Regions from separate parts of the Mus musculus genome. Here region 2 is linked to region 1. A link is a loop called in an ENCODE intact Hi-C map of the cell type or tissue named here. Cell type or tissue: left cerebral cortex. All regions are shown on one strand.

What was found. A loop is a pair of places that touch in the nucleus more often than their neighbours do. Peaks named below come from ENCODE experiments on the same cell type or tissue, not always from the same donor. Only the 100,000 strongest peaks of a DNase experiment are listed, where the experiment ranks them.
Region 2: it touches region 1 in a loop (3-fold over the local background); 4 of 42 quality-filtered maps call a loop at or near these places.

The regions. Positions count from the first base shown.
Region 1 is chr10:46,005,407-46,007,906 of GRCm38, reverse strand. No RefSeq gene overlaps it. Among named protein-coding and RNA genes, the nearest start is that of D030045P18Rik, 200 kb to the right of the region's middle. In left cerebral cortex, no CTCF peak of the experiment used is centred here; DNase peaks (open chromatin) are centred at 765 and 1,399.
Region 2 is chr10:45,683,527-45,686,026 of GRCm38, reverse strand. The region is part of intron 19 of Hace1 (HECT domain and ankyrin repeat containing, E3 ubiquitin protein ligase 1); the gene reads right to left. Among named protein-coding and RNA genes, the nearest start is that of Hace1, 110 kb to the right of the region's middle. In left cerebral cortex, no CTCF peak of the experiment used is centred here; a DNase peak (open chromatin) is centred at 973.

The sequences.
Region 1 (2,500 bases):
ATCAAAGGACCAACTCTTGGTGAAACTACTCAAGGATGCAGCAGACAATGAGTGCCAGGGATCCGAATGGAACCAGAGTTCTGTTGTGGGTAGAACGTGTAAGAAATGGACCTGATGTCCTTGTGTGGTCTATGATGACTTCCCTTTGGCCAGTGAGAATGCATCATAATCTTAGAAGAACAGTTCCTTTACATGTGAAGACTTACCTCCAAAATGAAATATCATTGTTATCTAAAGACATCCTCTTTGCCAATTAAAGCAAGAGTCACTGTTGAGGCTGATGTTTCATCATGGATTTGGAAGGCTGCAGAGAGCTAGTGTGGAGCTTACAGAACATTTTCTAGCCTTCAAAAAAAATTCATACTGGAAACATTTTTTTGCTTCGTAGGCATCACTGTCCCTCTGGAAACCCAGAGACTTTCTCACTCGCATTGTCAGGATTCTTCTGAGGTCCTGAATAAAGACAGTATCTTAAGGGCAGCTCAGACAGAACCCAGTGAATTCCGGACACTGGAAGACTTCAATTCTTCAGACTATCTATGATCCTTTCTCAACGAAATGTAAACTATCAAAGGGCTGAACTTTCAAAAGTACTGTTCCTACTGTAACTTTCCTCTTTGCACCTCTGCTATGAATCTTGATCCCCCAGGGCAATGGAAATACCTACAGCTGAATAAAGGAAGGGTCAAATACAAGAAAGCACAAAGATTAACATCTCAAGAGATGGTGTGACATTATCTAAGATAATTCTCCTCATGGCAGAAAACTGACATTTATAGAGCAGCTTGGCACTGTGGGGGTGGTTAAAGACACATCTTTAAATAATTTTGTGAGACAGAAGAAACTGGTATGACATCAACCCTGTTAGTAAGACTAGCTCTATTAACGATGTAGGGCAGGTCAGAAGCCACCAGAAAAGCTCTGCAGGTGGCTGTCTTCCACAATTATTACTGTATTTTTAAGAGCACAAAGTACAGTTTGAAACTAAAATTCTGCTCCTACAATTAATAACACATTTATACAGTTATATGGAGCCTTTCACCAGACCTTCAAATACTAGACTTTTTTTTCCTTCTTATCAAAATACAGAGGGGATGATGGCAAGCTGATAAAATGCTCTGAGGAATTGTCTATTCTTTTATCTGTCCTTCCCTGGCCTTCAGTTTGCCAGATTTTTCTCTCTGTGTAGTTTAATTACATGTGAAAGGAATTCAAATAACACATTTGTGCTGTAGCATATTTGAATTAAATGCCAAGAAAAAAAAACGTTTTATTATTTGCTTTTATTGCTATTCATTTGTACATTCATTTGACAATACTGACTCAAGCTGCTGTGTGCTCTCTTAAGCTCCAAGTAGTTTGTATCCCAGAGCGTCATCCAAGCTGCATAATTAGAGGGAAGAAATAGCTTTTCTCTAATGCTATATAGAGACAGCATAATCTCAGCAAGTTCTGTTTCCACCCATTGTGAAGCTGTCTTATATAAATGATACACTTCTTTTTTTATGAATGGTCTACTTCTTGACATTCTGGTCCCAATCAGACATACATGTTCTAAAAGTTAAAATCAGTTGGAAATCATTGATCAGACAAACACAGCCTAGAGCAGTGGTTTTTCAACCTTCCTAACACTGTGACCCTCGGATTCAGTTCTTCATGTGGTGGCGACCCCCAACCATAAAATTATTTTCCTAGCTACTTCATAACCATAATTTTGCTACTGTTATGAATCATAATATAAATATTTGTGGTTTTGGATGGCTTCAGGCAACCCTTGTAAACAGGTCAATGAACATCCACAATGAGGTCACAACCTACAAGTTGAGAACTGCTGGTATAGAGGGAGCTAATTATTACTGATGAAAGTAAAGCCTAGCCAGGAGAATTATTCTCATCTTATTGAAACATGCACATGCAACTACTTAAAGTCGTGCACTGGTATGACTGGAGAATTTCTTCATTCAGCCATCCATTTCCTCACCATCAGCTGGGGCCTTACTCTGAGTAAGAGGCACTAAGCTGTAAAGAAAGACTATCAAAGACCTTTCTTTGATATTGAAAATAGTCTGTCTCTGTTCTCAAATAGGTTCGCCCTTGTGTCTTTGCTCCTGAGGTAGGTCTTTCTGGCATAAGTAAATTTAGCTTGATTTTTGGAGCAAATGCTCTTTCGTCCTAAGTGTCACACTGAGCTGGGATGATGTAGCTTCCTGTCTTCTTTGCACAGGCCCTAGCAAGTTCCCTAACATATGGCCATTCAAGGTGCATTGCCAGCTTTTCTCATTTGTTTTCACTTACCAAAAGTCATAGGAACTACATGAAACCCATGTTTTTCCAGCAAATAAACTCAAGGTCAAGATCACTGGTTAGAGGGTGATCTTGACCTTGAGTTTATTTGCTGCATTGTGTGCAAATTCCTAATCAAGAAAGAAACCCATACATGCAGACTGGGAGATTATCAGTAAAATTGGAAATGGAGAAACATCATCATGTTCTGATAATG
Region 2 (2,500 bases), 320 kb after region 1:
AAAGGTTTTATCAGCATATAGTCCCACGTGCAAAAAAAAAAAAAAAAAAAAAAAGAGCTGCTACCTTATGTTCAATAAATGTTATAAAACAAACGCATACATCCACCAAAATACTCTGGGTGTAGTTAATTTTAATTACAGCCAACTCGATTCTGAGTTAAAACAGCTTAAACTGGCACATTCCTTTAATCCTAGCACCTGGAGGCAGAGGCAGGGAGGCAGGGAGGCAGGGAGGCAGGGAGGCAGGGAGGCAGGGAGGCAGAGGGAAGTAGAAATCTGAGTTCGAGGCCAGTCTGATCTACAGAGCAGTTTCCCAGGACTACACAGTGAAGCCCTGTCCTAAAAGCCAAAATTAAAACAAACAAAACAAAAAAGCTTATTTTATCTACTTTTTAAATTGTTTCTTAATTTTCTTTTTTTTTTCTGAAATAGATCTCACTAAGTAGCCTAGGATTTTCTTAAATCTACAATCTTTCTGCCTTAGTTTTCTAAACATTAGAATTATAATGCATTTTATTTTAAACCACATTTTCCTCACAGGAAGCAGACTCACTTAAAATTCAGCAAGTACTAAAAAATGTGTTTGGTACAAAATTATCATATGTGCACACAAAGTATCAGATGTTTGGTCATTTATGTGTTCTTTAAATAAATGCTTCTAAGTCAATTTTTTTGTTTAAAATTATGATGCAAATACTACATATACTTCTCAACAACCAGAAATGATTTCTCTACACACAAAATAAAGAAAGCCTGCTCTAATAGTGGTTAGGTTTCTGTCAGCCTGACACAAGCAAGTCACCTGGGAAGAGGGAAGCTGACTGAGAAAACACTGCCCTCAGACTGGCCAATAGGATGTCTGTGAGGCTTGAGGGGTACCAGCTCTGGGAACACTGACTTAGGGTTTATAAGAAGCAGACTGAGCAAGCCAGGAGGCAGTATTCCTCTGTGGTCTGCATCAGCTTCTGCCTCAAGCTCCTGCCTGATTTCCCTCAGTGATGGCCTGTGAGGAAAATAAACCTTTCATCTCCCAAGTTTCTTTGAGTTTTTACCTCAGTAAGAGGAAGCAAACATGTTTGCTTTAGTTTCCTTCTGTTTTTCTGGCACTAATCTGATACTTTCAAAGGCACTGAGCCAGTATGTTAATACAAGACTGAATACTCTGAATTTTCCATAACTCTGAGGCTACAGAAATGTCAAGAGTAGATTGGTTCTTCATGATCCTCCTAGAGCACATTTGGCAACTTCTATAACCTGGCACAAGGAAAACAGCCACTTCTGTTTCCAATCCACCAATATCCCTGACTCCTACTTGCCCGCTACTCAAAGTATTACACAGGAATACTCAAAGGTATTATTCAGGAACTAATCAGGCCATTATTTAACATTTAACAATCAAACAGTAATAAATTCTAAATCTCCAGGATTTGACCTAGGAAAGCATGCACACACACATACCTACCTAACACCTGCCAGTGACAACAGCACAAGTGTCAATTCCTTACTAGCATCCAATCATCGTTTAGTTCATGTCTACTCTCACCCAAACTGTTCACTGAATGCATTACCATGCTCCAGACTCATTTACTATTTATACCACTAATATGCTTAAGGTACAGGGAACCCTGAGAAAGAGGAAGCTGAAAGAGTGTGAGAGCCAGAGTTGAGAAGCCAAGAGAAAAAGGTCCTCTAAATGAACTGGACAAAGCTCATGTGAGCTCAGAGACTGAAGCAGCAAGAACTAGGCCTGCATGGGTCTGCCCCAGGTCCTCTGCACTTATACTATAGCTTTCAGTTTAGATTTTTACAGGCCACCTGGGAGTGTGAATGAGTGGGTCTCTGATTCTTGTGCCTGCCTTGGGGCTCTTTTCCTTTTGTTGGTTTGCCTTGTCTAAATTTGATGTGATGGCATTTGTTTTATTTTATTGTATTTTATTTGGTATGTTTTGTCGCTACCTCTGAGAATCCTGTTCTTTTCTAATGTGAGACAGAAAGGGAGTGGGTCAGCAAGGGAGGGGACGTGGGAAGGAAACGGGAGGAGCAGAGGGAGGGAAAGCTGTAATCATAATATAATGTATAAAAAAGAATCTTTATTAATAAAAGAGGAAAACATGCTTAAGATGCTATATAACATCCTATCGCTCCTAAGCAAGAATTACTTTCTTGTTAAGGTTTTGATTTTGTTATCTTAAAAGTGTTATTTGATAACTACTGTTTGAAACCATATCAAATTAGAAAGCATTCACGCTATGGAAGTAGTAGCTCAGTGGGTAACAGGGTTTGCTGTGCAAATATGAGGACCTGATCCCAGCACACTAATGAAAAGCTGGCCCTGTAACCAAAAAGGATCACTAGGGCCAGCTCCTGTTCAGTAAGAGATGCTGTCTCCAGGGACTAAGGCTCCCATGCACACATACCCTACACTATGCATGTACATAGACAATATCCATACATACATACACATGTACACAAGAAAAATCTTAATGGGAGACATGAAACT